2 separate regions of the Homo sapiens genome follow, and region 1 is linked to region 2. Evidence: chromatin loops called from intact Hi-C (ENCODE). Cell type or tissue: psoas muscle. All regions are shown on one strand. Each heading gives the region's core, and the rest is flanking DNA. Links, peaks and the distances in the headings are about the cores only. Region 1 overlaps SYN3 (synapsin III). Region 2 holds the start of LOC124905104 (a long non-coding RNA gene).

Region 1 (16,280 bases), core at 3,599-11,598, 59 kb after region 2:
AAATGAAGGGTTGACACTCACTTCACACGAGAGCGACAGTTTGAGTGCCAGGTAGCATAGTTTTCTGGGACATAGTAAGTGCTCAATAAATGGAGTCTGCTGTTAACAATAATGATAGAATGTTCATAAAACAATATGGTGCATCTTTATGACTAATATTATAACATAACACCATATCATAATGTTATATAATAACATGTTTTGTTATTATATATTATTAATAGCATATATTGTCACTGTATTATATATTATATATTACAAAGATCAATTATTACATATATGTAATATCATATATCATATATTACATGTAACATGTATAATATATAACATGTATATATTAACGTATATGCATTTATTTATTACAAAACTTTTTTTCGAGACAGAGTTTCGCTGTTGTTGCCCAGGCTGGAGTGCAACGGCACGATCTCGGCTCACCACAACCTCCGCCTCCCGGGTTCAAGCGATTCTCCTGCCTCAGCCTCCCGAGTAGCTGGGATTACAGCGGGATTACAGACATGCGCCACCATGCCTGGCTAATTTTGTATTTTTAGTAGAGATGGGGTTTCTCCATGTCGGTCAGGCTGGTCTCGAACTACCAACTTCAGGTGATCCGCCTGTCTTGGCCTCCCAAAGTGCTGGGATTACAGGCATAAGCCACCGTGCCCGGCCTATAAATATTTACCATAATAATATATAAAATATAAAATTAATATAATTGTTAGGCAACAATTCCAACAAGAGCCCTAGGATCCAAGTTCAGTTCAGTTGCTTAAATAAGAATTTTTACTACTGAGGCCTCCATGCTGGGGAGTGGGCTTGTCGCAGAGTGGGAGGCCACCCACTGCCTCCCAGATCCCTCCAGGTCAGCCTGCCCTGTCACCTACCACCCAGGGCTTGCTGCAGAAGTTGTAGACGGAGTAGAGAGAGTTGACAGCAGGCAGCCCTCCATACTGCAGGCCGATGACCAGGCTGCGGTAGTCTTCCCCCAGGGCCATGCTGTAGGCATGCTGGCGGACCAGGATGAAGTCTGGCTTGAAGGATCTGCTGAGAAAGCCAACAGCAGTGTTACCACACTGGGACATTGATGAAACACCAGGGCATCCGGCCACAGCTTGCTGGGGATGATAGCACTGACTTGCAGGGCGGCAGCTTAGTTCAGAAGTGGGAGCAGGTGGGGGATGAGGGCAGTTAAATGCAAAGGCACAGCTACTCCACTATAAAGTCAAAGGGCTGGAAACACTATATATATTCTCTCTCTCTCTCTCTCTCTCTCTCTCTCTCTCTCTCACAGGCTCTTTCCTAAATTCCCTGCATTGAACATCTATTTCATTTGCAACCAGAAAAAAATATATCAAAGTGAATCAACCGAGATTCTGCAAGGTACCACGCACTCTACTGAATGTATGTATTATCCATGGTGAGGACAACTGCCCTAGGAGGTGAGGGTTGTCATCAACTCCCATTTCACAAACGAGCACCCTGAGGCTCAGGAAGACTAAGTCACTTGTTCAAAAAGATACGCTGCAGAGAGGCAGCAGGGCCAGGTCTGTGTAGCCTCATGGCTCCGGCTCTTGTTCCTGCAGATCTCAAATCAACCAACACATCTTGGTTTTTTTTTTTTTTTTTTTTTTCAAGTAGCAACCTCTGGAAAGCAGCAAGAGTAGGGATTTGATGGCCGAGCCCATGCCAGGCTATTTGCTAGGTCCCTCTAGAGACAGGATCCTGATGAGTGCTCACAAACAGACCTGGGTAAAGATCTGGACCATCTCCCCATTTTATAGATGGGAACACTGCAGCCCAGGGAAATTATGAACTTTCCGAATCACAAAGCTCAGAAGCAGGAGAGCCGCATTGGAACTCAGGTCATCTGGCTCCAAGTCCACATGCTTTTGACTCCATCACAGGGCCCCAGGAGGATTCACACATTGTTTGATTCATACCACCAAAGATCAAACTATTTTTGGATTCCTTATTTTTAAGTAACACAAAAAAATCAGCCCAGGCTGGGGCAATAGGGAGCACTTATAACCATTTGCTACTTTTATCTGATTTTAAAAGTAATACACATTCTTTGTGTATAAAAAAACAAAAATTCCTTGGCATGTACAAAGAAGTAAACAAAATGCTCATAATTTTACAATGCAGAGGAAACTCCTAACAACCTTTGTATATACATTTTTGATCCAATGATCAATTTCAATGTATATAATATGCATTCACATTCATAATTGCTCCATACTTTCTTTTGATTTTAATGTTTTCCACATAATAATATAGTGTATATATTTTTCTCTACTACCAAAAATATCTTCTAAAATATAATTTTTAATTTCTACACAATAGTTCACTGAATGATATATCATAATTAAGTAAACCAATCATCTACTATTATCATATAAGCTATTTCCAATATTTCATATACAAATCAGTGCCATTATTTTAAATTATTTTCATAAGATAGATCCTAAGAAGTGGGACTAATGGATTAAAGGGTGTAAGCTTTTTGTAAGATACCCAAAAAAAGTTCCCTTTTTAAGGTACATCTCACAAATTGTTTATGAGAATGTCCATCTCATTACAGCCTCACCAGCACTGCAGTTTTTGAAAAATATTTTTTTCAATTTGACAACAGAATTCCCCCCAAAAGACACCCTGTATCCTGCTATTGTTTTAGTTTGCATTTGTCTGATTCTAGTGAAATTAAATGCTTTTTATTAACCATCTGCATTTTCTTTCCTGTAAAAGTCTGTTCACATCCTTTTCCATTCAAAACAAAATAGGGTCTCCAGTTTCCTATTGAGGTGAGTTCTGTGTATTAAGGATACTGCCCTTTATCCATCATGTGTGGCAATGTTTTTACTAGATGCTTGCTTGTCTGTTTCTTTTTAATGGATGTGCATCTTAAAAAACAACACATAAATACATTGTCCATGGCCCTGGTTCTGACAATGAGACATCCACTCCTCCCTGGCAGCGTGGGTTCCATCACAGACAACAGTGGCAGCAAACGTGGTGTCTTACTAAGAATAACCCCATCCTTCTTCATGAGGAAATAATAAAAGGTCTCCTGCTGGCCAGCCTCCTATTTTTTTTCCCCATTGCTGGGAATTCATAAGAGGGACATGGGAAAAACAAAAAACACCAAACCTGGCTATCTAAAAAAAGAGGATGCCCTTCCAAGACCACCTTCCAAGAGGAGAATCCCATGGCTTGTTTTGGGATCCCCGACTCTGGCTCCAGATATTATGGTGCTCTCTCTCCAGGGCTTCCAAAACTCACCTCTAAATCAGAACCTTTCTGATTCCTCAAAATAAAAGTAGCAGGAAGCTCCTCATTGTCTTTACGGATTTGGAAATCTACCTCAAGATCCCACATGTGAAGTGCTCTTACAAAATTATACATCACTCCCCTGCTTCAAACCCTCAAAAGGCGTCTCTCTTTCTGACAAGAGATCCCTAGTGCCTTATCGTGGCTACAAGGTCCCAAATGGGTTGCCTGCCACTCCATCCTCATTTATTTTATTTTTTTAAATTATTATTTTTTTAGAGACAGGGTCTCCCTCTGTTGCTCAGGCTGGAGTGCAGTGGTGTCATCACACTCACTGCACCCTCAAACTCCTGGGCTCAAGCGATCCTCCCACATCAGCCTCCCAAGTAGCTGGGACTACAGGTGCGCACCACCACATCCAGCTAATTTTTAAATTTATTTTATTATTATTTTTTATTTTTTGTAGAGATGAGATTTTGCTGTTACCCAGGTTGGTCTTGAACCTCTGAACTTAAGTGATCCTCCTGCCTCAGGTTCCCAAAGTGTTGGAATTACAGGCATGAACCACCCTACCCAGCCTTCCATCCTCATTTTCTATCTTTCTCGCCTCCCTCACTGCCACACAAGCCACACTGACCACCTTCTCTTCCTTCAATTCCCTAGATGCTCTTCTCCCACATTGCGTGTAGGTGCCTCGTCCTCAAAGCCACCATTCTGTCTACTCTATCAAAATTTGCCCCAACCCTCGTTTTGCCCTATTTTCTTTATTCATGGCTCTGTGACAATTTTATTTCTCCTGTTTGTTTGATTAGCTGCTTAACTGTCTAGTTCTCTTTTCTAAAGATGTCAGCTCAATGGGAACAGAGGACTTGACTGTCTTGGACAAAATAGGCCTCAAAACTGTTTTTAAATAAATGATTGCATGAATGAATGCATATATGAACACATGAATAAATGAATGAACATGATGTGAAATGGCCACTGGAAAGGGGAGGGATCACTTTCCCTGCGATCCTAGAGAAGAAAACTAGACTGATAGACATAGTAGCCAGGAGACAGCAAGTAGCCCCTTATTACCAAGGGGTTGCCTTACAAGCTAACAAGTAACACCACGAAGAAATTCATAACCCCAGGGAATTCAAGGTGGCCACCATGACCTCTTAAGAGTCTCAGATCTAATATGTGAAAAATAAGCACTTCCTATGCACAATATATCAGGCCAAACCAGGCATGTGTTATAGAGTGAATTCTGCCATTCACTGCTACAGAAGGCATAGAGTCCTTCTTGAAAGTCTAGGGTATGATGGATATGCAATGACTATAGAGAAATTACTGACTTAAGCTGGGCAACCTGTGGCATTCAGTTCCTCCCTCTGTACCCAGCACCCCAGGTTCTCCATCTGGCCAGGGGGTGGCCAAGTCCTGCAGTCACCCCAACATTTAAGGTTGTGACCTCCAGTAGTTACCGAGCCTCGACAGTGGGCCAAGCACTCTGGCAAAGGTTGGAGATCCCAAGATGACAGGGATGATTCCTGCTTTTAAGAAACTCACAACCCAAGAGGAGTTGGGTGCAACGTGCCCTAAGCACTTTTTTTTTTTTTTTTTTTTTGAGAGACAGAGTCTGGCTCTATTGTCCATATTGTCCAGGCTGGTGTGCAATGGTGTGATCTTGGCTCACTGCAATCTCCACCTCCCAGGTTCAGGCAGTTCTCCTGTCTCAGCCTCCCAAGTAGCTGGGATTACAGGCACGTGCCCCTGCACCCGGCTAATTTTTGTATTTTTAGTAGAGGCAAGGTTTTGCCATTTTGGACAGGCTAGTTTCAAACTCCTGACCTCAGGTGATCTGCCCACCTTGGCCTCCCAAAGTGCCGGGATTACAGACGTGAGCCACCGTGCCCGGCCAGCATTTGTTAAATTAACAAAGGAGGGAGTGAGTGGGTGAGTGAGTGAGTGAAATAATTGAGGCATGTACAAGGGCATAAGGTGGTCCAAAGGATGGATTCAACTCTGTTAAGGGATGAGTGTGAGCAAGTGTGTGCTGGAAGCCTTGGTCTTAAAAGCTGAGGTTGTCAAGTGGGTTGGGTTTGGAGAGTATTCCAGGCAGGGGGAAGGCACCTGCGACTGAATGAATGTGCCCTCGTTGTTGGGGGTGTAGTGGACTGTGCTGGTTTTATCTGCTCTGTACCCAGAACTCCTCCTTTTTCTAGAAACAGAGCCCATGCGGAAATCCTCTCTGATCAGAGAACCACATTTTCCTGGGCTGTAACTGGTCTAAGGACGGAACACCTGATGTAAAATGGGCCTGTGAGAAAATTCTCGGGTGTGTTGTATCTGAGCTCTGAAAGACAGGAGTGGCCAGCTACACTGAAGTAATATAAGCTGGGCTGATGGGAGACCATTTTCCTGTTACATGAAGAAATCCCATTTGTAGCAGAAGTACCAGCTGGGAAAAGAGATAAGGAGGGAGGCAAGACACCTGTCAACATTAGATGAGTCGGCCAAATGCAGTGGCTCATGCTTGTAATCCCAGCATTTTGGGAGGCCAAGGTGGGCGGATCACTTAAGGCCAGGAGTTCAAGACCAGCCTGGCCAACGTGGCAAAACCCCATCTCTACAAAAAATACAAAAAAAAAAAATTAGCTGGGCATAGTGGCACACACCTGTAATCCCAGCTACTTGGAAGGCTAGGGCACAAGAATTGCTTGAACCAGGGAGGCAGAGGTTGCAGTGAGCCGAGATCGTGTCACTGCCCTACTGCCTGGATGACAGAACAAGAATCTGTCTCAAAAAAGAAAAAGAAAGTAAAAAGAAAAATCCCCCAACCTTTTAAGCCCCTTCCTTCTCTTCCTGCCGTAGAGCCCCACTGAGCCCAAGACCTGGGTCTCTCGTGCCTGGGTAAGGTCTCCTTTAATCTCACACAAACTGGCACGTCCTGGCCGCAGGTTGTAGCTGGGTTTTCTTGTTATTTCACCTTTAACCGTAATATGAGCTATAATATTTGGGCTCCTGATCCCAAGTCTTTCTCAGAAGTGGCTGTTGGCACTTGAGAGGAAATCAAGGACAAGAAATAATTAACGGTAAAGATGGGACAGGTGACGTGTCACAGGGGGATTACTGAATGCTTCTGGCAGCGTCAAAAAGCTGGAGGCCAGAGGTGAAGTGACTCTTAACCATTGGAGAAGTGTAATAATTCTCTCAAATATGCAGAGGTCTGTGGTGGCAAGAACAGCTCTTGGCTGGACTTTGCCTGGGACCTAAGTTAATCAGCAGAAGCCTCATTATTCTCAGTCACTTGACCACTATTTCATAACTGTCCCCTGGTCCCCAAGAGCCAGGTTGGCAAAGGGTGATGTTCATGCTGATTTTGTTCACATGCTGAGACCCATCACACCCAGAGCTGATTCCAGCCAGGCCTGCGAAGGCTCCAGACTTTCTGACGTCCATGTCAACGGGCAAAGAGACTTCACGTTTTCTCTTAATTGTCTCCACACTCTTCATAACACTCCACCTTGGAAAATTCAACCTTGGGTATCAAATCTGGGGGAAGGGGACAAAGGGAACCGAGTAAACCAGCAAATGGGGAGGGGGAATTCAAAACATTGAAACAAGCTCCATGCTCCTGCAGACTTAGGGTACCACTATTCTGCAAGGATAAAGCCAAGGAAATGTGCACGCTTTGCAGATGGAGGGGTTTGAATCGCCCATATGGAAGGACTTTGGGAATTAGTGATGCTTCCCGCCAGCCCGAGGACTGCAAGAAATTAGCCCAGGCCAAAAAGAAATTAGGTGGCAGCCAACCAAGAATCTGGTGAGGAGCAGACAACAGGATGCAGGAGGGAGGCCTGTGGGGCCCCCATGGCAGCTGCCAGATGCACACCGGTGGAGAAGGGGCCCGGTGGGGTTTACAGACAGCCCGGCTCTCTGTTGAATCCGAGGGCCCTCTTTGTAAAGTGCTAGGAGGTTAATAAAACACAGACACGAGTTGCTGGAGGAAGGAAGCTTCCTTGTCTCGTTTCAGCCTCACAATCCTGGTATCTTTATTCCGGTCTCTTCCTTCCTGAATCTCTGTCCTTGCTCTATCCTCTTCCTCCTGGTCACCCTGGGAACCCCACATGTTATGGGTTGAACTGTTGCCCCCAGGAAGATATGTCGAGGTCCTAAGCACTGGTACCTGTGACTGTGACCTTATTTGGAAAATAGGGCCTTTGCAAATATAATCAAGTTAAGATGAGGTCACACTGGAGGAGAGTGAACCCTAACCCAATGACTGATGTCTTTAGGAGAAGAGGGAAATTCGGAAACAGACACACACAGGGGAAGAGAATGCCATGTGATGAGGGAGTCAGAGATTGGAGTGATGTGTCTATAATACAGGGAATTTCAAGGATTGCTGGTGACCTTCAGGAACTAGAGAGTGGCAAGGAAGGATCCTCCCCTGGAGCCTTCAGAAGGAGCATGGCATAGGAGTCTTGATTTCAGACGTCTGGTCCCCAGAATGATGGGAGAATGAATTTCTGTTATTTAAGCCACCCAACCTGTGGTGCTTTGTTATAGCAGCCTCAGGAAACTAACACACTGCACGTGCCCACTATTCCCTTTTCCAGTATCTTTCAGGACTTGCTGGCTTCCTTTGTTCTGGCGTACACCCATGCATGGCCCCATTCCCCACTTCCTAAAACAACAACCCTGACTTAGTCTGTTTGGGCTGCTAGAACAAAATACTATAGACTGGGTGACTTATAAACAACAGAAATTCATTTCTCACATTCTGGAGGCTGGGAAGTCCAATATCGAGGCACCATCACATTTGGTCTCTGCTGAGGCCCCCTTCCTAGCTCCTCACTGTGTCCTTACATGGCAGAAGGGGCAAGGCAGCTCTCTGGGGTCCCTTTTCAAGGCCACAAATCCCATTCATTAGGGCTGATGACTTCATGACTTAATCACCTCCTAATGGCCCCACCTCCTAATCGCATTGGGCGTTAGGATTCAACATAAATTTTGGGGGGACACACATATTCAGACCATAGCAAACCCCAACAATAAAAAACCTTCACTTTAAGGTTCCAAATGGACTGGCAGTTAAATCATGTTCATATTTACATAAAAGAAGGAGTAAGTCAACAAATTGATAAACGCGTGGAGATTTGTTCGGATGGATGTTCACCAAAATGCTGGCCTTAAAGAGTGAGATGGGAAATGGGAACTATTACATTCTTCTTCATACTTTTTGGTACTGCCTGCATTGTTAAAAAAAAAAAAAAAGAGCACAGAGCATTTTTACAATCAGGAAAAAAACAATGAGGTTATCTTCATTCTGGAAAAAAATGGAAAATGAAACAGTGGAGTCACATCATGGAAAATGCTTATGGTACAATTTCATGTGACATAAAACAATAGAATAGAGGACCTGTTTTATGACTAAAGCACTGTAAAAATGACAGGCCTGGAAGGAGAGATGAAAACCACTCATTTGTTAAGGTAGTCAGGTGGCAGGTGATTTCTCTTCTTTTGAAAATTTCCATTTTCATTATATCGCAGTTTGTGCATTTACTAAAACTTTCGGTTGGTACACATGCATAAATAGATAGATAAATAAGTAGATAGATGATAGATAAATAGACGGTAGGTAGATAGATAGATAGATATGAGAAATAAGTCCCCTGTACTTGGCCTTGCAGCCATAACTAGTCATTCCCCTTCCTCTGTCCATTGCTATGCCTGATGGACAAGGCAGTCTGTGCCCTCTGGCCCCAATTCCAATGTGCCCTCTGCTCCTGGCTGTTAGTCCCTTTCCACCCCAATACAATTGCTCCGAGGTCACTTCTAAGTGTGAAGCCCCCAGATCAGATGGCTTCTTCTGTGTCCTTACCTTACCCAATTTCTAATTATAACTAAAACACAATGAGGCTCTAGTAAAATACCATGAGACTTCAGGCCCTCTGTATAACTTCACTCATTTAAACCTAACAAGGAAAACCTACCATGAATCCGAGGCACAGAGCAGCTAAGGAACTCACCAAGGTCACGCAGCTATTGGTGATGGAACCATGAGTCAAGCTTCACAGCCTGTTGGCTCTAGAATAGGGTTTCCCAACCTCAGCACTGTGGACATTTTCAGGCTGGATAATTCTCTGTTGTGGGGGGCTGTTCTGTGCCTTGTAGGATATTAGGAGCATCTCTGGCCTCTACCCACTAGACGCAGCAGCACTCCCATGCCCAGTTGTGACAACAAGCAATGTCTCCCACCATTGCCAAGTGTCCCCTGGGTGGAAATGCACCCTGCTAGAGAAGCCCTGCTGCAGGGCTCCTCTTGTCCTCTGTGGCTTCTGTGGCATGATCACTGTCCCCCTTCTCCGCAAACCCTTTCCACCTTGCCTCGAAGACACCCTCCGCCCTTGCTTCCCAACTCCCAGCTCCTTCACTGTTTTCTCCCTAACTACAGCTCTTCTCCAAGAGAAGAGCTCCTCCAAGGCTCAATCTTTGGTTCTCTGCTTCATGGAATCATCTCCATTCAGGGACTTCCCTTACCTTGTCCTCATAGGCAATAATGAAAGTGATTCAGATTTATAGAGCACTTCCTTGGTGCCAGGAATAATTTTTAGGATTTTACTTATGTTATCTTTATCCTCATGATAACTCTACAAGGTAGATACGATAATAATAGCTTTATTTTTCAAGAAACAAAGGCATAGAGAGATGAAGCACAGCCAAGAAGGTGTCCACCTGGGACTGGAGTGCAGGTCTTTGGGCTTCGAAGTCCGTGTGCACAATCACCGTGCAACCAGAACCTTCCACCACCCTGAACCTCTCATCATCACCTCCAACTCAATGTGACTGGACCCCAAGTCATCAGCTTCCCCCAAAGTGGATCTGAGGACTTCTGTTAAAGGTCTGTCGTGCTCCCAGGAACTGGGCGTATGTCACCCTGAAGTCATGTGCAGTTCTTCTCCCTGACATTCCTTAAGTATGGAGCCACCAGAGCTGCTAAGTCTTCCCTCCAGAAGTGTCTAGGATTGGTCCCTACACTCTCCACTCCTCATTTCCACTCTGGTTTTCTCCTCCAATGCCTCATGCTTGAGACACCTTAACAGACCTTCAGCTTCTAAATCCTCAACACAAGTCCTTCATCTTATTCCTCTCTGTAGCCCCAGCCTAGTCCAGGGTCCATACTTCTGAGTGTTGAGTGTTATGTGATTTCCCTGCCACTACCCCAGGGGGCCAAGCAGGTACCACCATGGTTGAGTGAGGTGGGCCTCTTCGGTTTTCTCTTCTCACACACACTCTCTGTTTTCATATAAAGCACATAAGAATATCCTTCATTTCCACAATGCTCTCTTCAACCTTTTTTGGAAGCAGGCATGTCCTTTCACATATCTTTCATTTTGTCACTCAATAGTATGAAGTATATTTCACTTTTCTGTAGGAGGGCACAACCACTAAGACAAAGGGCAGCTAATGGAAGCCTCTGTGGAGGATGAGGAGGGAGAAACCAGGAGTGAGGAATAAGCAAATGGGGCCCAGTCTAAGGTCTAAGCCATTATGGCCATGTGGGAATGAGGGTCCTGCATGGCCCTTGTGACTTTTCAAAAGATACCTAAATCTGGGTATTTATGTGAAATTCTCAATTACTTAAATGTTGACAATGCACTTAAAAAATTTTTGAAAATCACTATACTGACTGGTTAAAAAAAATAAAGGTAACCAACACACACACAGACACACACATACACACACACACACACTTTGAAAACAGTCTTTGAAAACAGTAAAGTGTTCTGCAATCTCTAAGTGTCTAGAAACTCTGCAGCTGCAGTCTCTTTAAGATCTGCCTGAGCATCACATACCCTTAAACAGATTTTCTACCCAGGGAGGTAAAGTTTCATGGATCTGCCAAGACACGGACTGATTAATTAATTATTCCATTTATTTAACAAAAATGTATTGAGCACTAATATGTGCCAGGCACATTTATAGATCCTGGAGAGACAGACTTGGAGTTGCTACAGCAAAATGCCATAAACTGAGTGGCTTAAAAACAACAAAAATTTATTTCTCACATTTCTGGAGGCTAAGAAGTCCAGGACCAAGGCATCAGCTGATGTGATGCTGGGGAGGTGGGGGACCTGCTTTCTGGTTTGTAGATGGCACATTCTCATTGCGTCCTCACATAGTCGAAGGGGGAAGGGAGCTCTCTCGGGGCCTCTTACTTATAAGGGCATTAATCCCATCCATGAAAACTCTGCCCTCATGGCTAATCACTTCCCAAAGACTTCATCTCCTAATACCATCACATTGAAGGTTAGGATTTCAACATTTGAACTCTGAGGAACACAGGCATTCAGACCACAGCAGTAAGGATAGGAATATACTTTTGTGACCCCTTCCCTGAGTACCTAGCCGGTGTTAAGCACATAGTAGGTACTCAAGGGATCCACATGGAAATGGCTTCTCTTCTCAGAGTCCTGGTCCATATAAAGTCAACAACCCTTTTAAAAAAATAACTGAAAACAGAGGATCAGAAAGTGGTTAAAATAATGAGGAGTGGTGGGAAAAATCAAGACATCTTCTAGTCCCAGCTCTGCTCTTGTGTCTTTGAGATTGTTGCTTCTCCTCTCTCAGCTTCAGGTTCCCGATTGGTCAAAGGAGAGTTGGGCTATGTGACCCCTGGGGGACCTTCCTGGGATGATTGTCTCCCATGCCAGAACTTGAAGCCAAGGTTTTTGACTCCCACCTCCCACTGTAGCTGTGCATCTGAGCTCCCCTGTTACATTCTGTCAGGTGTTACTGGTTTGTAAGAATCACGATTACTCATTATTGGGTACTTGCTGAGTGCCAGATGCTTGCAAAAGGCATTTCAACATGATCTCATAGCATCCTCACCCCAAACCCCTGTAAAGTAGCTACTTCTCTTGGGCTGGGTTCCCTAGAAGTGGAGGCTAAAGTAGGGATTTGCAAGCCAGTGACTCATGGAGGGAGTCCTCTTCAGGAAAACTGTGAGGGGTGACGGTGGTAGCTCAAGGAAGGGGAAGAAGCCAAGGAGGGATATTGTCTTAGAGAAGCTCTGGCCTTGGCCTGGTCTACAGGGGGGCTCTGGGGCAAAAACAGTGCCATGGAGTTGTCCCACTTTGAGGAAAGAGCGCTGGGCTTCTGTATCCCCAAGAGCAATCAGTCACTGACCCCCTGGTGGGTGGTGGTGGAGAGGGTTTACCCTCTCAGCCGTCTCAGGGATGCAGTTACCATCAGCCCAAGAAATGGAGAAGGCCACGGGTACAGCATTACCATGACACCTGGAGCCGCTGGGGGCACTGGCTGGCAAAGAGGATGTGAGCAGAGAACTGACCAGCATTTACACTCCACTATTACTAGCCCATTTTGCAGATGAGGATAACTGAAACCTGGAGTAGTTAATATGTTCCTAAGAACTACTAAATACAGAGGTCTGAACTGTTAGGTACAAGTTGCGCGTCTCGTAAACAGCCCTCGCCACTGAAGGACAGGGCCCATGTCTGAAATGCCTGTTTCCCCAGCACCCAGCATGGCAATTGCACCCAGGGGCTGCTGAGATGTGCTTGGAAAGGCTGAGTTTGTGAGCTGCAGCTCGCCAGGGCAATGGGGCCTCAAGTGGCATGTCGCCGGGAGGCAGAGGGGTTAGCCCTCACCCACGTGGTGGCCTGGGGCAGCCCTGCTCTCCGACAGCTGCCTGAGCTCCAGCGCTGTCAGCAGCCTGCTCAGCGCTGGGGCGGGCCTCCTGCCAGGCTGCTGCTCGGGGAAGGGGAACATTATTCATCGGAGAGATAAGGCAGCTGATGAGAGATGGGCCTCAGAGCAGCTGTTCCTCGGCAGCGGCTGGAACGGATGCTGGGGCAGTGGAGTGGAGGAGAGAGGAGTGGGGGAAGGGGAAAGCCCATTTTGAGATGAAAAATGATGGTACTGCCGAGGGGTGATGGGAGAGCACATTTCAAACCCAGGCCAGGCGCTAATATGTACTTATACCCAAGGCCTTCCCCACACATATCTCTGTCTGACAGGCCACATCTGTGCTCTGTCGGGTTAACTATTGAACTAGTCAGAGGGCTCACTTATCAGCTCGCTCAGCAGGAAATATCTGCCTGGTAGGGCACCCCCTCCCAAGCTGCTTCCTCAGTGCAAGACTGAGAAGCTGGGCCCAAAAGATGCTAAACGCTCCTGCCTGGGCCACAGCCCTAAATCACCCATCTCCGCCCCCAGAGCACCCAGGTGGCGCTGATCTCAGGTGGCCCAGCCACTTCTCGCTGGTTCCCTAGGTTCTCCATCTTCCCTCAAAGCTAGCTGACACAGGATGGAATTTTCCAGGTTGAGGGGCAAGAGTGGGTGAGCTTTCTTTATTTTATCCATTGTTTGATAGTTGTTTTTTTTTAAAGGAAAGATGTGAAAAAGGAACCTTGAGGCCGGGCACAGTGGCTCACGCCTGTAATCCCAGCATTTTGGGAGGCCGAGTAGGGCAGATCACCTGAGGTCAGGAGTTCGAGACCAGCCTGGCCAATATGGTGAAACCCCGTCTCTACTAAAAATACAAAAATTAGCTGGGCATGGTGGCATGTGCCTGTAGTCCCAGCTATTCGGAGACTGAGGCAGGGGAATCACTTGAACCTAAGAGGCAGAGGCTGCAGTGAGCCGAGATCATGCCACTGCACTCCAGCCTGGCGACAGAGCGAGACTCTGTCTCAAAAAAAAAAAAAAAGGAACCTCGAGGGTTTCCTGGGAGACAGGGGAGGGCAGGATGTGACGTCTGTCTGTGACGGGACCTGGGCTGTCAGGTGAAACGCCTGATGGTCTTCCCTGACAAGCTGCGGCTGCCTCTCCAGCCTCCTCCCCTGCCCATCGGTCAGGTCATCTTCCTTTCTGACCACATCAGAGGGTTTCCTCAGAAGCCAGGGCCTTCCCTGTCCCTATGTTCTAACATGGACTTTCCCACTCTGACCGCCTGGCTAACATTTTGTCTGTCATCAGTGCAGGGAAGGGTGTAGACAGGAGTCCTTAAAAGTACCTATGGTATTATATTTCTTTTCATTAAAAAAAATCTAAAACAAATTCGGCTAAATGTTAAGATTTGACAAACTCAGTTGTGAACATAAGGGAAACAACAGTTAGCATTTAAGAGTGCTGGGAACTTGTATTTTTCAGAGTATTACCTTAATTGATCCTGACAGTTGCCCTTTGAAGTGTGTGTTTAAACGAGACAGAGGCACAGAGAGGACAAGCAGCCTCTCCAATGTCACACGGCAGATGCAAGTAGCCTGGCTCCAGAGCGGGTGTCTTAACCACCTTAGTTTATGAGTGTTTGCTAAATTATTCTCTGTACTTTTTCTAGCCTTAAAATAGTTCAGAATTTTTTTTTTTTTTAGGATCTGAAGCAAACATGGCAAAATGTTAATATTTGTCAAAGTAGTGTGTTCAACTATCTATGTGTAAGATTATTCCGAACTTTGCAATATGTATATGAATATTTAAAAAGAAAACAATAAAAAAGCCTCAGCGCTATTACCACTTCTCCTCAGAAGGCTTCTGAAGTCCCCCCGCCCCCCAACCAGCTCCTCTAAGCCCTTGCTTCTCTGAACTATTCTCCACCAGGCCCTGACTGTGTCACATCCTAGCAGTTGATTTACTTCCCATTTCCCCCTCCAGGCTGTGAACTCCACCAGCGAGTGGTGATGTTGAATTTATATCTGAATTTCCAGGGTCTGGCCAATTGCAAGGAATCTAGAAGCTCAATAAAATTATGAAACTAAAGGGAGCTATTTAGGGGGCCCCCATGGGTGAGTATTGAGCAGCTACATAAAGAGGCTGCAGAGGGTGCAGGGAACAAATGTGGACCCTGCCCTCCCTGCTGGAGACATATGGCAGTAATTTTTAGGACCATAACCCAGTAAGGGCTTCCAGCATAAATGCTTCCAGCTGCACCCTCCACTGTGGACAGGAAACTGGGAACCTCTTAAGACAGGATCTTGATGGCTTCCAGCTCAGTCGGATGCCCATCAAAAGAAGCAGAGGGTAGGAGCAGCTTTCTAGAAAGCCCTCTGGGTTTTACCCACTGTGTCTGGGGCTGTGTGTGTTTACTGGTTTGGCAGCTGTCAGATCAACCCTCCTCATTCTAGTTTAGTGGCTCGCCAATCTTGGCTGTACATTGGAATCACCCAAGGAGCTCTCAAAACTAGTTCTTCCTCCTCTTCTCTGCCCCTAGATATTCTGATAGAATTGACCTGAAGTGCCCACCTGGGTTTGGAGATTTTTAGAAGCTTTCTAAGTAATTGGAATGTGCAGCCAAGGCTGAGAACTCCTGTTAGGTTCTCTTTTTTAAAAAAAGATAGCTGCTACCAGGTGAACTGTGATGATATCTCCATTCAGTGCACATTTACTGAGCATCTATTATGTGAAATGCACCAAGGAAGGAAAGGGTTTGAGATTCCTGTCCTATGGCGTAGCTAAGTTTGATGAGGGGAATAAGTTGGCAAGTTTTGGTGTGTACAGATCCAACAGCCGGCCTCAGAGTGGTAGTAGAATCTTGGTATCTCCTAAGCCCACATCAGACATCACTGATTACAGTATAATTTCCTGCTGAGTCCATAGTGGTGGCCAATCAATGGCTGCTGGACAAGAAAGCAAGGTGGTAACAACACTTAGGTATGTTTCCTCAAGTTCTAGCTGGGACTTATTCTTTCCCCTGCTAGGTGGGACTTCATATACTCATACCAGCCAAGAAACACGTCAGCATGCAGCTACCATGTAAAACAAAGTCTGGCCGAACCTGGGAAACGTTTCTAAGCTAACACATTTCCCAACAAATACACACCTAACAAATTTCTAAAACTGCTGGAGCATGAACTACCCTTTGAGAACTACTGGTTAAGGCCAACACTGGCTAAGCACACAAGAGCTCATTTAATTCTTCCAATAGCCCCAGGGGTCAATTGATTGCATGTTTAGAGCACAGACTTTGGGTTCAAGCCCCAGTTCTACCACTAAACAACTGTGGG
Region 2 (16,280 bases), core at 3,634-11,633:
ATGGGAAACTCCCAGAGGGGATCATTCCTGCGCTGGGAGAAAGAACTTAGGGCTGCGTGCCACCCAGAGGGATAAACCTAACCCACTTTAGAGGGTAAGCACCCACTATGCTCTCTGCATTACTTGATAAGTCTAGTCCTGTCTTCTGGTGGACATGATACCCTAGCACCCTCCCAGAGAAGAAAGTGGAGATTTCTAAATGCCAACCCTGCAGGAGATCACAAACATAATACTGTAATTTTCATAGTAAGTTTGGTGCCCTTACTATGTGCCAGGCACTGTACCAAGCTCCTTACTTGCCTATCAGTCATCCCAGCTGCCTGATGAGCTGTCTCAGGCTAGGGAAGCCAAATGGCTTGCCCAAGCTCACACCACTTGCAACCTATACTTGCTTAGCCTATCTCCAAAACCTGTGTTTCCAATCAGTCTCTCATATAGACCAAGGGCTACAACTTTTTAGACTTGGGAAGATTCTACCCATTTTGCGACCTCTCCACATGAGTCTTTGGCTCCCCACTGTTGGGGTCCCCGTCAGTCTGCTTATCTTTGGTTTTCTTCCTCTCCAGACATGCCTTCCCTGCTGCCCCCAAATTTTATTACTGTATAGTCAGTTCTGGGATCCTAACATAACCAAGCCTTACCTCCTAACCCAGTGCCCTTTCAACTCTCTCAGTGGTTCCCAGACTTTTCAACACTATGGAATTTTTTAAAATTAATTTTTCCCTCCAATAAGTTCTGTGTTTGGAACAGTTATCCGACACAATTTCATGTGTTGAGTGTTGATTAACTTTCCATTAAAAAACAAATTAAAATATAACTAGAACTGCTGATACTAGCCAGTCATTATTCTGACACAATCAGCTAATATACTAATTAATTATAGCCGAAAGCAAGGACGGTTGGTGTTTTCATAAGCCTGGGAAGTTTTCTCATGGGTTCCTGGGTGATTGCATTGTCGGATTTGGGTTGGCTTACTGATATGCCTAAAATAGCTCCTGGCTTCTTTGGTATATCGCTGTCCTTTGCCCCTCCTGAGAATCTTTAGTTTCATGCCAGCTTAGCATCTCTTCTCCCTGTGGGCAGGTCCCATGCATTTACTGCCATTGTCACTTCTCCCTGTTACCCACAGTGCTGCCACCATGCCTGGGATAGACAGCAGGTAACTGATGTGTCCTAGTTGAGGTCCCTATCCTTTCAGAGGAGGTGACATGGGTTCAGATATTTTCCTATGTTCATGTCTGGCATCCAGGGGTACACAAAGTATTGATTCTAGCTAAAGGGACTTACTAAATACTGTTTGACAGGAGGCCCACAGGTGTCTATGTGGGCTGCAGTGGAACTAAGAGGTCTTTTTGTTCAGCTGTTAAAAAATTAGTGTTTGTAGCTTCAGAGGGGCCCCAGAGAACCTTTCCTGACCCATTTAGAGGCCATCTGTGTGGCTAGGATGGCTTTGCTGTCACAGAAGGGACAGTCCACACTACCCAACACTCAAGTCTGATTTATGTTCATGTAAATCCGATCACCTAATGGTGGCATTCACGGCTTGGAGACAAGAAACTATAAGTGTTTCCAAGCCTGCAGCCACCTGGCTTTTTGTGGGGGTGGGGAAGGGAAGGAAAGCTGTACGATCTGGCCTCAGAGAGCCCAAGGTAAAGTTCAGTTAGTGGAAAAACAGAGCCCTAGATGATTGGGCGGGGGGTGGGTACTGGGGAGTGGAGAGGGGAAGTCCTGAGCTGACCAAGCCTCCAAGAGCCATTCCGGAACTAGAGATCTTAAATACTACATGGTAATTATCCCCTCTGCCTCTGCCCATGAGGGTGTCAGGCACAGGGCCGCCTGGCTGCCTGCAGAGAAGAGCTGTTTCATTCAGAAACTTCAGAGCTCCTGCAATGCCTGGATTAGGATGTGGGGATGGTGAGTTTCGCAACCAGGGTCAGATTTCATGAAGACTTGGTTTCGTGACTTGAGGTGTTTGACTAAGGTGTTTGCATCTCATGTATTTAGGAAGGGCTCCCTTTTGACTTAGACTTTATCATCATGAATAAGCTCCCTGCCTTTTCGATTTGGAAACATGATAGCTCTAGTGAGCTCTGCTACTCCCAAGCTTGGGCAGGTTCTTTGCCTCAGTTTCCTCATCTCTAAAATGGGGGGAAATATATTATGTACCACGTGGTAACTTCATTGGCAATTAAGTGAAATACTTCATGGAATGTTTAGCACTAAATATTCCTTAGTGTTGAAAAGGCTGGGAACCACTGAGACAGTTGAAAGGGCACTGGGTTAGGAGGTAAGGCTTGGTTATGTTAGGATCCCAGAACTGACTATACGGTAATAAAATTTGGGGGCAGCAGGGAAGGCATGTCTGGAGAGGAAGAAAATCAAAGATAAGCAGACTGAGGGGGGCCCCAAAAGTGGGGAGCCAAAGACTCAGGTGGAGAGGTCGCAAAATGGGTAGAATCTTCCCAAGTCTAAAAAGTTGTAGCCCTTAGTCTATACAAGAGACTGATTCTTGGCACAGAATAGCTCAATAAGAATAAGCATGAGCTTTTAGTAGTAGTGTTGTTATAGAGCAGAGCTGATATTCTCACTTCACTTTCGGTGAGGAAAATGGCGCTCTGTGGTGTGATGTGATGTTTTCCAGGGTCATATAGAGAGAGCTGAGTTTCAATTCAAAATCGTGGTTTGATCCCCCCGCCTCCAAATCTAATGTGTTCCATTTTGTCACAGTGCTTCCCACAGGGCAGAGAAAGAAACAACAAAGTTCCTACTCTATTTTCACAACTCTTCACATTTTAGAGTCTTAAGTCCATTTGATCTCATTTGATGACAACTTCGCAACGAGGAAAGCAGGATGGTGATTGGGGGGTCGGTCATAGTTCCTAGTTAGTGGATGTCAGTATTGAGAATGGCGGGGTTCTGTGGCTTAGCCATATAGCCAATACATGGAATGGGATTGGAACCCATGTCTTCTGAGGGCAAGCCCAACACTTGTCAAGGATCTGGTGCTGCCCTTCCCTCTTTAGACAGCTCCCATTGATAAGCAGAGGTAGAAGTCACTAGGGTAGCCAAAGAGAGGGCCCTAGAAATGGAATGGTGACAATGAACTTGGCTGAAGAGTCAGCAACCGCTCCCCTATCCACTGCCAGGGCTAGGAGGTGCAGTGTGGCATGGAGGAGGAGCACTGGCTGGAGTTAGGAGGCCTAAGGTCTAGTCCTAGTTCATCATCTGACTCTGGAGTCCCCTTGGTGATACTGACCTCCCTGGGTTTGGTCTCTTATCTGTAAAACAGCAGGATATTGGCTCTATGTGGTGTGTATTTCACTGAATGCCTACTATGGTCAAGTTTTTCTGGCTCTAAGTTCCCTTGGAAAGGGCTCTCTACTTTAGCTGAATAACTCAGCACCTAAATCTGTCAACCACACCCTTCAGTAGGTAACTTTGTTAGAAATATGGTCTATTAAGGTAAGAGCCAGGATTTCTGTGGTTGCAAAAGTGGATGCGGGCTCTGAACAAAACCTCTAGTGAGCTGAGATACTTTATCAGATGACATATTTGACCACCAAACTTCTGTTGGAGCAGGGCTGATTTGCCAAACAGACAGCAACCTTGCAGACTTAGTCGATGGCTAGAATTAAGACTCAAGGTCACTTCAGGGCCTGTCACTGATTGTGGGAGGGCTTGGTAAAAATTGAACCTCATTAACACCACTGAAGAAGCTGATAGACAAGAAATGGGATTAAGACTCAATACTCATCAAAATAAGGCTTTCCTTATCCACAGCCTACCTGAGCAGTGCCTCACTCTGGAAAATGTGGTTCATGGCTCGGCTCAAACATTTTCTGTTGCTGAGAGGACTTCTCTCATGGAAGTCTGGCTCAGATGAACACATGTGTGATCTGATGGAACCTTTGTTTAAGTGAATGAGGAGGGTATTTGGAAGACTTAGATCAAACGTGTGCCCCATTGGGCAGTCACTATCTGCTCCCCTGACAGGGAGAAACCCCAGTGACAGGATAGAAAGCTCCAAAGATCCTGAGGAAGTTTGGAAGGTCAAACTTCACCACTGCAAGGACTGAGAGATCCAAGAATCTCAGAATCCAGGTTGGTCTCCAGGGTGCAGTTCTGAACAAATGAGTGCAGTGGATAAAAAGCTTATACTTAAGGTGGGAAGGTGGGTGTGGGTTCCAGTTCCTTCTTTGGCTGATTCTCTTTTGGCCTGGATTTCCTCACTTGTCATCCATGCCATGTCACAAACCCAGTGCCTACAGGGACCAGGCACAGAAGCTGGATATTTGAGTATCAGACATATTGGAATATTACTCACTCCTACCAAATATGTTTATGGTTCCCCATTCTCTTGGTTTCCATTTTGGAGAGCTAAACAGGTACTAAAAATGATTTCTTTATTATAAGACAAGCAATAAAACAGTGGGCAAGTGTGATGATAAACAGCATCTGAGCTTTGGCTTTGGAGTTGGGGAGACAATAGAGAGTGGCAGTAACTGTGGTGAACCGTACAGTCCAGGTCCCTTCTGGAGGGGACAGCTGCTGTCCAGCTCCAGCCTATCAGGATGTGAGTCTAGTGATGCCAGATTTCCAGTCTCTTAGGACAAGCAAGAAATCCAAATTTTTAATGTAACATCTTCTGAAAAGATACACACACACACACACACACACACACACACACACACACACACACACACACGTGGACCAAACAAAACATGTCCATGGGCCAGATTCAGCCTTGTGGGTCACCAGTTTTGTGATCTGGAATCCATTTTATTTCTAGAATCTCCTTTCAATTCTCGGATCTCTGAGTGAGTAACACCCAATTTTTTTTTTTTTGGCAAAATGTGTCCTGCATTTCCCACACTTTCTGAGCTGGAGCACAGGTTCTGGAGTTAGACCACTTGGCTCAAACCTTGGCCTCGTTCATGGCTAGTTGCCTGTCCCTGGACAAGTTAATTCCCTGGTCTCATTTTTCCTATCTGTAAAATGGAGTATGCAATAATAGTACTCTTAACCTCATAGGTTGTGGAAGAATTCACAGACACAATGGAAATAAAAGGCCTGGCTCATTGCCTGGCATGTAGTAAGGACCTGATAAATGTCAGCCATCATATTATTACTACATGGTATTACTGCCTCCCCTTAGATGGGAGCCAAGTCTTGCTCACCAGCTCATTGCCTGATGTTAGTAGGCATTCAATAAAAGTATCATGAATGAATAAGAACATTTGAGAAAGACAGCATTCCAGCCTTTCCAGGCAATACTCGTGTGTGTGTGTGTGTGTGTGTGTGTGTGTGTGTGAGAGAGAGAGAGAGAGAGAGAGAGAAAGAGAAAGAAAGAAAAGAAAGAAAGAAAGAAAGAAAGAAAACAAAGAAAGGAAAGAAAGAAAAAAAAAGAAAGAAAGAAGGAAAGAAAGAAAGAGGGAGGGAGGGAGAGAGGGAGAGAGGGAAGGAAGGAAGGAGAGAGAGAGAGAGACAGAAAGAAAGAAAGAAAGAAAGAGAAAGAAAGAGAGAAAGAAAGAAAGAAAGAAAGAGATTGGTTTGAAACATTGGGAGCTGAGCTTAATGAGAAAAGGCCATTCCTAACTGCTAAGCTACCGTATTAAACAGTGGCAAGTACCTTGGAAAATAAAACAGAAACCACTGCCCATCTTTTTCTAACGGAGAAAGACAAGAGATGGCTTGACCAGAGTGGAGATTTAGAACTTCAGGTGCTGATAAATATGGTAACATCATGGGGTGCTTTGGCAGCTGGATAGATTTTATTTATTCAGGGCTCCTTTAAGCCAGAGGAGATTCCTGGAGGCTGCTAAAATAGAATGCTCCACCTGGATAGTTAACATCTGGATTTTATTTTGTTTCAAAAAGTTAATTACAAATAGTTCGAATTCCTTCTGGTATCCCTCTGAGAAGAGTTTCTTACTGGGTGGCTCACAAGCGGGGAGACAGAAAGGGAAAAAAACTAGATTGATATTGCTCAGGAGAAACAGGATTGTGGCTACACGTGAGCCATGTATGCAATTTTGAATTTTCCCATAGTCATGTTTAAAAAAACGAGGAAAAAGTGAAATTAATTTTAATACTAAACCCAATATGTATAAAATATGACCATTTCAATATGTAATCAATTTTACACTTATTAATAAGATCTTAATATTTTTAAAATTAAGTTTTTGACATCCATTATGTATTTTACACTCATAGCATATCTCAGTTTGGACTAGTTGCGTTTCAGCTACCTGTGGTTAGTGGCCGCCATGTTAATACTACAGCACAGGTCAAGATAACATTTGCAAAGGCAAGGCATCTTCCCCTCCCCATTTCTAGTTTCATGAACTGTGCACAGGGATATGGGGCTGTTCGAGGTACTTTTGGGCTGACCAAGGCTCAGAGGCTACTGACAGCTTTGCTGCAAGTAACTTCTAGGCCTTGTGGGTCCCAGTGCAGGGAACCCATGTGCGGTGACACTGGAGAAGCCATCTGATCCAGGTCTCTCACTTGACAGATGGGGAAACTGAGGTCCAAAGAGGTACAGCAGCTTGGTTTAAGAGATAGAGATGGAACTGGAACAAAAATAATAACCATTTGATAATATTTTAACATTTATTGATTTGTTTTTATATGCCAAGACCTTTTAAAGCATTATCTCCTTTAAACTCTCATAACCACTCATTGAGGTAGGCACTCCTATTTCTACTTTGCAGATGAAAAAAATTGGGACTTAAGAGGAATTAAATATGAAAGCAGCTACTATTTGTTGACAGCTATTTTAAGATCTTTATATACATATATACATGTAATAAATTCTATTCTTTACTATAAACATACATGTCAGAAATTATTAGTGTTATCATCCTTGTCCTCCTCATTCCACTTTGCAGATGAAAATACTGAAGCTGAGAGAGACTAGGTAACTTACCTAGTATGTACCTACATAGTGAAGCCAGATTTGAGCCGGACCTCCTGACTCCAGAGTCCGAGCAATCTCACCAATTCTGCCCACGGTCACCCCACTGCATGATGGCAGAGCTAGTATTTGAGCAGGTGTGTCTGTTCTGTGGTCTGTGGTCTTCACCGCCCCACTAGACAGCCTGGATTTTTCTGCTCTTGAGTCTCAACACTTTCTGCCTTACTGTGCCACTAGTAAGGAACAGAACAGGGAGGTTTTTGACCCCAGCACTGATTGAAGGGCCCAGGCAAAGCAGGCTCGTCTCCTCTGGCTTGGCTGGTTCCCAGGCTGCCCTAACCCATGAAGCCAGATTCTTGGCCAAGTTAAGCAGGGTGGGAAGAACACTTGTCCATTCCGCCTTCCCAGTTGGGCGAGGTCAGTGTACCAGGTTGGAAAGTGGTATGTGTCTAATTGCAGGGGCGGGGGTAGGGGGGAGGCCAGAGGATTAACACTCTTTAAATAGACATCAGAAAACTAAGAATAGCCTTGCTGCCTGGTAATTGATGGGCATTCCTGACTACGGGCCACACACTCAGTAGGTGCTCGATAAACATGGGTGAAATACAGGAATAAACAAATACTGAAAATGGGTCATTGGGTGAGCACTTAGCCAGTAAAAATCTGTGCTTTGTATAAAAAGAACTTTGGACTGAGGTTATATGAGTCTTCCTGCAGGCTGGAGACCTCTGTTACCTTTACTTCTCTACTTTTGTTGTCTTGAGACCAGCTTTTTTATTTTTGGTGAGGAGAACAGCAGGCAGTTCAAATGTCAGGGAAAGACAAGTTCAGCTTGCTTTTTCCTTATTTCTGTCTTGTTACCTGCTATCCTGCCAGGTTAGAAAGATGGAATCACTCCCTTTTGCCCTATCATCAAGACTTCAGTGTTCCCTGGAGCACTCTAAATTTGCCATCAGACTTGGATCATCCTCTAATACCAAGCTCCTGGGTCCTTCCTGAAGGCTGCCTCCTTGTCTTGCTGAGAAGAATTAAGGTCGCTTCCCTGGGAGGAATTCAGCAGCACCTCTTGTAAGTCATCAGGTGTGCTGTAAGGATGGGGCAGGCAACATTTCTTTGTACTGTGGGAAGGCCTAAATCAGTGTTTCTCAAGGTGTGATCCTTGCACCACCAATCTTAAGAAATGTTCTTTGGAGCCGGGCACAGCGGCTCACGCATATAACCCCACCTTGGGAGGCTGAGGCGAGAGGATCGCTTGAGCCCAGGAATTGAAGACCAGTCTGGGTCACATAGTAAGATTCCCTGTCTCTACTAATTTAAAAAAAAAAAAAAGAAAAGGTGGTTGGGCCTGTAGTCCCAGTTACTCTTGAGGCTTAGGTGGGAGAATCGCTTGAGTCCACGAGGTTGAGGCTGCAGTGAGCCATGATTGTACCACTGCACTCCAGCCAGGGTGACAGAGCAAGACTCTATCTCAAAAAAAAAAAAATGTTATTTGGGAGAGCTGTTTATTGTATTCCCCTCTTGGAGAGACATGTGGCTATTAGCATAGTAAAAGCTCTGAGAAGTCCTGCTGCATGGTGACCTGTTTAGCTCTGTTTAATCCAGTGTTCTCTGAACATATCTAGCCAAGGAACTAATTTTCCCAAGAAGCACCTACAAATGCAGTTGGTGAGACACTGCCCAGATGAGGATTCTGAAAACCCCTTTTGCCCACTTGCCTGCCATTGTGATTGCTGAGTAGGGAAGAAGAAATTAGGAAGTATCATCTGCATTACACAGGGAAGCTGCTCTCCTAGGGTTGCCAAACAGAAATGGCTGTAGTGGTGCCAGTGGGTGCTTTGTAGGGACCAGAAGAAAAAGGAGGAAGGGAAGGCTGACCTTCAAGGTCACACATTTGCCAGATTTAAAGTTCCTTCCTGTGGTCATGACTTGTTTTATAATCTTGCTTGGCTCAGTTCTGGGCACACATCAGATTTTTAAATCCTAGGATCTTGTTTATACCGTTAAGGACATGATTGAAGGACATTGTGGTGAGTGTGAAGGTGAGATGTTTCTGATTGAAGGTCCATGGGGCAGGCACCCTGCGAGCAGGTAATGAACAGTAGGGGACATACCGGTGCAACCCCACCCTGGTCCCCTGGTCGTCTGGGCCAGATCTCTCCCCTCTCTGTTCTATACTTCTCTTACATCACCGTCCTACCTAATCATTTTACCGATAGGAGCACCTTTGGGATTCTGATTAAAGCTATGCATACAAATTTCAAGAGCTTCAGAAATTCTCCTAAAAGCTATCTTGGATCATTAGAACACTTGCCCTAGAGTATCACTGAGTCAATAATGGTGTTGAAACTAAACAGCAACAAAATCCCCCCAAAAAGGTAACCTAACTTAGTCTGAAATTGTCTGAAAATTAATGGCACTGCCAGTTCAGTGGCTGCTCAGAGCGTTTTGGTGAAGAAATTGGCTGATGGATATTTTGCAGTAGTCTACAGGATTTGACGTGGGATGCCATCTTTATGGACATGGCTCTGCTGGGCAAAGCAAGGACGGGCACATCCAGCCTATGCGGTCCATCAGGGGCACTCACATTTAGAATGGGGGAGTCTTAGTTAGCCCAGGGGCTGGGGGCAGCATGGTAGTGTAGAAAAAGGGGCCAGTGCCTCCAGAAAATGGGACCCCAGGCCTGGCTCTGCTCCTTCTGCTGTGTGATTCTGGTTGAGTGGCCTTCCCTTTGAGTCCTCTGGATGAAGTTAAGGAGAAGTCTTGGGTTCTCAAGTAGTCACTATTCAGACTCTCGCTTTCAGAGTATTTAAAGGAGGAAAGGAAACAGAAGGATAGGGCTGGTGGACTTAAAAGGCCGTGTGTTTGCCGCCACCCCATTTGCTCCCAGGGCTGGGTGTTTGTCTCCCCTCCGGCGCTGGGCCTCCTGCTTGGCCTCCAGCTCTTGCACCATTAACTGCAGTCAGAAAAGCTGATGTCACTGTGGCCGGCCTAGGGGGAAAGTCTCAGGATAAAACTGCTTCCACCTGGATCTGGAGAAGGGGAAGTGACTGGCAAGAGATTCGCAGGTAGGGCTCAGAGACCAGGAGGAATCCAGTCTGGGTAAGAATTCCCTGTCATGGGGCTCTGAAGCCACGGGCCAGGCAGGTAGTGGATTTCAAGCCAGCCAGCGGGGTCACTTGGCCCCTGCAGCTACTCCTCGCCCCCTCCTGCATAATTTCCTATTTCCTGCCTCCTCCTCCTCTGACACAGTTATAAATAACCTCGAGGCTGGCCTCTGCGCTTAAGTATAGGTGAGCCAGAGGAAAGTGGAGGGGATCAAGGTGGAGCTGGATCTGCCACTTGGCCAGGGGGTCACAGGGTTTCAGATTGCTCAGGGGAATTTTGTTTTCTTGTTTTTTCCACTAGGGAGTGAGGTAGTGAAAGAGGAAATAAGCTGTGTTGGCATGGGGAGGCTTGGCCTTGCAGGCCGGTGCTGGGTTTCACCCGCAAGGAGCTGCCTCTCTGCTCACTGCAGATCCCCAGGACCAAAGGTCTGGAAAGAGGCTTAGTGAGAAGGCATCTCAGGACACAAAGAGGACACGATGCCTTGCTGGTGAGGTCCTGCGGTCTCCTTCTCGAGGCCCAGCCCGGCCCCATATTGGAGGCCAAACATGTAGAAGGGTGTATCTCATTTTTTACCTTTTTTTCTCAACCACCAGCCAACGATGGGTATGTGATTTCTAAGGATGTCCATTGACTATAAAGGTCCCATTAATACATATGCTATGGACAGATTCTCTCCTTGAACACAGGTTTATGGAGCACCTACTATATTCCAGGTGCTGGGCAGAGTGCTAAGGTCACAAAAATGAATCAGCTGTGGCCTCTACAGCCTGTTCCCCTCTTGGCATAGATCTGCCCTTCCCCCTCCACAGTCTGGACAATCAAGGACCTGGAGTAAGCACACTCTAGGGGCCGCGTCTCCCAGCATATCTTTTGTTTTCGAAAGTTCAAAAAACAGAAGAGGAGGATTCTGAAACAGCAAACTTGCTGGGTCATCCATAGAGTATATTAACTGGCTATCTTGCTATCTGTCCATAACTTGCTACCTGTCCATAGTGTATATTAACTTCCTGGGAGCCCACTCACTGCCTGACTTCCTGTTCTGCGCATGGGCCCAAGGGAAGTTCTCGCAACCATAGTTTTCTGTGATATCCATCCTACCACATGGCTTCCTGGGAAACCCATTAGCTTTTTTGTTTGTTTTAGAGCCCAAGGGAATCAGGGCCTTGAGGGGATTTTTTGGTGTGGGGGGTGGTGCAAGCTTCTAACACTGAGAGTGGGTGCTTTTCTGATTCCTATGAAGGTGGAGTGTAGGTGTCGTTCCTGGCTCAGCAGAGTCAGCCCTCTCATCCTATTCAGGCCGTCTCTGAGGCTGGCTCCTGTGCCCAAGCCCTTCCTCACTCCCTCAGGGCATGATCACAGGGCATTTCCTTAGCATTCCTCCTTTCTCCCCTGTGTGTGTGTGTGTGTGTGCGTGCGCGTGTGTGTGTGTGTGTGTGGTGTGTGTGGTGTGTGTTCTACTCCGTGTGTGTGTCATCCTCTGCTCATCCACCCATTCCACTGCGTGTGTGTGTGTGTGTGTGTGTGTGGTGTGTTCTACTCCGTGTGTGTGTCATCCTCCTCTGCTCATCCACCCATTCCACTGCAGCACCTAGCATCACCTAGGGGCCTGGAAAACCTGCACCTGAAAGCCGTAACTCCCCGGCACCTGGCTGGTTGACTTCTTCCCCCTTAACCCCATTTACTTTGAGGATGGAGGTAGTCTTTAGGGTCAGGCTGAGATTTGTCCTGACCCATGCTTAGTTGGCACATCTTGCTTCTGCAACATGCTTGCTTAGGGTTGGGCAGGGGCCCGGAGAAAACAAGTCGTGGCATCACCAGGACCTGATTACCCCCAGGCACCAAGGAGCACCTGGGACCAAGGGGAGGTTTGGGGCTTGGGATATGTTTTAGGGTGAAGGATCACAGAAGCTTACTCATACCTATTTGAAAGCCAAGTCAACAGATGTGGGTTCTTGGAAGGAGAAAAGGAGGTTAACTGCTTACTTATTAGATTAGAAGTGATGTATGAATGATAAAGAGCAGAGTTTGCCAGATATTGCTAATTAATTCTCTCACTGCTTATTTTATGGATGATAAAGGGTAGGGAGAGACATGTTAATTGGCTTCAAGGTCTCTGAGCCAAGCATGACCAATCCGAGAAACCCAGGTGGCTTCATGCTCTTTCAATATGATCTCATCCCTGCACTAGAGAATTTATATTTTTGAGCATAAAGAATACCCACCGGTGCAATCTCCCAGGCTCTTCTGAAGGGTTTGGAGAGACAGTGGAGGATGTCAAAAGAGATGAACTTAGAGTCAAAAAAAGCAGAGATGGAATCCCGTCTCTGCCTTTTACCACTGGAGTTAGTTGACTAAAATGTAAACTCTGAGCCTTGGTTTTCCCAATTGCAAAATGGGAAAGACCCCATTTATAATGCAGGTGGGTGAGAGATGCCAGCAGTGACAGGGACTTTCAGTAAAGGCTGAGCTGAAGCTGAATTTGAAAAGCACATTCTTTACGTTCCATTGAAGATCTGCACTTGCTCTTCTGCTAACCGCTAAGGTGTCATCAGTGCTGTGCTATTAAAATCAGAAGTCAAAGAAGGTGGGTGTGGCCCTCATAGCCAGAGTTGATAGAAATGGATTTATTAATATAATGGATGGTCCATAGAAAGGTGAATGACCTGGTTAACAGACAGGGATGGAGTGGAGACCTGTCTGCCCTGGTCTTCAGGCTGGTTCTGAAATCACAGAATTAAGATGATCTCAGCTGAGGGGCAAGGCAAATCGGATGGAAGAGCGGAGGCCCAGAGAAGCGAAGCCCTTTCCCAATATCTCACAGCAGGTGGGGAGTGGGGGAAAGCAGCTTCCAGGGGGTGGATTCCTGAACCAGGTATTTGTCACTGTCCCACGTAGCTCCTCTTGTCACCATATGTCCCACTCAGTGGAGGGATACTTCCTGCAAGACAAAGAGGGCCTCATGGTTCCCCCGTCACTCACTGCCTTCCACTCCCTGCTTCTGATTATTCTGTAAGAAGTTGAGGCCGAGCGCAGTGGCTCACGCCTGTAATCTCAGCACTTTGGGAGGCCGAGGCAGGCGGATCACCTGAGGTCGGGAGTTCGAGACCAGCCTGACCAACATGGAGAAACCCCATCTCTACTAAAAATACAAAATTAGCCGGGCGTGGTGGCGCATGCCTGTAATCCCAGCTACTCGGGAGGCTGAGGCAGGAGAATTGCTTGAACCTGGGAGGCAGAGGTTGCAATGAGCCGAGATCGCACCATTGCACTCCAGCCTGGGCAACAAGAGCAAAACTCCATCTCAAAAAAAAAAAAAAAAAAAGAAGTTGGAGCTCTGTCTGTCTGTCCTTTCCCCAACTCCCCATCTCCGAGGCTGGCTCCTGTGCCCAAAGTCTTCCTCGCTGTCTCTGGGTATGTTCACAGGGTATGATCACATTTCCCCTGCATGCCCTGCGTGGGATGTGCTCCATGTGCTGATGCCTCTGGGGATTTCCAGATGATGTCCCTGGACTTGGCAGAGCAGTGTGGGGAATCTGGGACTTGCACTTCCTATCCTCATGGAGTCTGGTCTCTCACCTTCACAGGCCACTAAGAGGAAAGGCAACTGGTGTGACGTCTGGGGAGGGAAGTATGTTCCTGTGCATCGAAAGCCTCAAACATGTGCATACACTTTAACTAGCAATCTTACTTCTAGAAATTTAGTCCTAAGAAATAACTAGGCAATGGAGTCCATTGCTACATTGTTTATCCCCAAATTAATCTAAATGTCTATTGCAAATAGACTGCTTAGATTATGGTGCGTTCATACAGTGAAGATCTGCACTTCCTCTTCTGCTAACCGCTAAGGTGTCATCAGTGCTGTGCTATTAAAATCAGAAGTCAAAGGAGGTGGGTGTGGCCCTCATAGCCAGAGTTGATAGAAATGGATTTATTAATATAATGGATGGTCCAAAGAAAGGTGAATGAAAGAGTCATAAAAGATGTTGAGGTAGTTCTCTATTGATGCCAGAATAGCCCTATGGTGCACTTTTGAGTAACAGAAGCCAATTTGTTAAAAACAACAACAACAACAACAACAAAAAAAAAACAGAGAGAGAGAGATGAATGTGCATCCAGATGCTTAGAGAAGAGTCTGAATGTCTGTATACTAAATATCAACACTAGTTACTCTGCGCTGTGGGATTTTGGATGATTTTAATTTGATCCAGTGTTTTCTGGAAAATAAAATTTCACTACATTGACACATCATTTGATAATCAGATAAAAGAACAATGGTGGGAAAGCAAGGACTCAAGTGACCCTTGCTTTTGGGTCTAGAGCATCATGTAGGAAGCCAGCACAGCCCATCCCTTTCCTAGGCGCCACCTTCTGGCTCCTGGTGGGACTTGTAAGTCCCGTGGTCAGTTACCTGATTGCTCTTACGGACCTGACGCTGGAAATCCTCTCTCTCCAAGGTCCCTGCAGGAGATGGGACCTGCCACAGAGAATGCCGCAAGGGATGTTTCTGTTGGGAGCTGTGAGTGGGGTGGATGTCCTCTGCCTCTCTTAAATAGATGAGCTAGATTTGAACCTGGGGCTGGCCAAAGGGAGTCTCCTCTCAGAAACCAGGATGCAGTGGGCCGTCTGTGTCCCAGCCCCAAAGCAGCCAGGGTCCAGTGGATTAGCACAGAGCCGACCAGGCCTGGAGGGTGGTGGTCTGGGATTGGGTGAGCAGCCACCAGCAGGAATAGCAATTGGAGGGAAGGAGAAGCATTGCCAAGAGCAACTTAGGGGGCCGTGAGTGCAGGTCTCTGGACAGACAGCATGGTAACTGGCTGAGGCAGGAAGAAGCTTGGTGGGCTCCCATGGTGCTAATAATAGGCCGTGTAGGAGCAGGGGAGGCAGCTCCAGACTTGGAGTGAAAAGACGTGGGGTGCAGTCAGAATGAACTCCCCAGCCATCCATGTGGTCTCAGGCAAGTCACTCTGCCTCCAGAGCCCCATGTCCACTCCTATAAGATGGTACATCCCCACAGTGCCCTGCCACAGGTGATTATAGGTGAAGGTCTTTTGACACCTATATGTCTAAGGGTCATGGAGTGACATCTTATGAAGTCAGCACATAGAAAGTCAAAAAACCCTTACATTCCTGTAAAATACAGTGCAGGCCAGGCGCGGTGACTCACGCCTGTAATCCCAGCATTTTGGGAGGCCAAGGGTGGCGGATCATGAGGTCAGGAGATCGAGACCATCCTGGCTAACACGGTGAAACCCCATCTCTACTAAAAATACAAAAAATTAACCAGGTGTGGTGGCGCACATCTGAAGTCCCAGCTACTTGGGAGGCTGAGGCAGGATAATCACTTAAACTTGGGAGGTGGAGGTTGCAGTGAGACGACACCTCGCCACTGCACTCCAGCCTGGGCGACAGAGCAAGACTCCATCTCAAAAAAAAAAAAAAATACAGTGCCATCTCTCCATAACTCCACCTGAGCCAGCAGTTCCATCAGTGTTGTGACAGATTACTATTTTTTTTTTGTTGTCAAGTACCCTCAGGTTGAGCAGCTGAGATGCTTTTAGGGAGTGAGACAATCTCAGGATCTGTCTTTAAACCCCGTAGTCATATAGGGACTGGCACCACCAGAGACAACAGCAGATCCCTGTCTGGAGCTCACTGAAGAATCAGGGGTGGGAGGAATTGCCCTTTTAAAATGGAGTGTATATATGTATATATTTTTTGCATAATTAAATAATATATATATGTCATTGAACTCAGGCTGGTTAGAGGCATGCATGTATGATATAAATTCTCTGTATACAAATAAAAGGAAGTTACTTGTATTCGTTGAATGGGTTGTTATGATGACTCCCTTCATAGGAAACATTTGGATCCATTTCCTCTGCTTTCGATGTTGTTCTTTCGCTTCTGAACCAGTGTTTGAGGCAGATGTCTTTGATACTGAGTAAAGACATGGCAGTTTGCATTCACTCTCTGACCAAAAGAGATGCTCCCTACTCTTGCAGAATACTGATTGCCCATGACAACCAGAGTACTTTTATAAGAAAAGGAGCACACAGAAGGCAGAAAGGGACCTTGTTTGGGGAGGCGGCTTTGAGCAGTGACTTTATGACATAAACGATTAGGCTCTTCCTGGCCCCGCCTGTCTTGGGATATCTACTCAGACCCTGGAACTTTGAAATCGCAGGCTGGGTCCAATGAGCGCAGAAAAGGGACAGGACTCAGGCAGATAGGATTTCTTTCGGGTTTGGTAAACAGCTGG

What was found. Hi-C counts contacts between places; a loop is a spot of excess contacts. Peaks named below come from ENCODE experiments on the same cell type or tissue, not always from the same donor. Only the 100,000 strongest peaks of a DNase experiment are listed, where the experiment ranks them.
Region 1: a loop joins it to region 2, with 4 times the contacts of the local background. A loop is called at or near these places in 6 of 110 quality-filtered maps.

What each region holds. Positions count from the first base shown.
Region 1 is chr22:32,868,082-32,884,361 of GRCh38, forward strand. It overlaps SYN3 (synapsin III), which reads right to left. Exons shown (of 14, transcript NM_003490.4): 5 at 885-1,044. Among named protein-coding and RNA genes, the nearest start is that of TIMP3, 75 kb to the left of the region's middle. RefSeq lists a silencer at 7,748-7,960 and an enhancer at 13,941-14,235. In psoas muscle, for the core only: no CTCF peak of the experiment used is centred there; no DNase peak of the experiment used is centred there; H3K27me3 peaks cover 1,053 bases.
Region 2 is chr22:32,808,832-32,825,111 of GRCh38, forward strand. The region is part of intron 6 of SYN3 (synapsin III); the gene reads right to left. All of the region lies in intron 1 of TIMP3 (TIMP metallopeptidase inhibitor 3), which reads left to right. LOC124905104 (a long non-coding RNA gene) reads left to right here and starts at 2,485. Exons shown (of 2, transcript XR_007068068.1): 1 at 2,485-5,300; 2 at 5,470-5,509. RefSeq lists an enhancer at 11,496-11,995. In psoas muscle, for the core only: no CTCF peak of the experiment used is centred there; a DNase peak (open chromatin) is centred at 7,263; H3K27ac peaks cover 1,519 bases.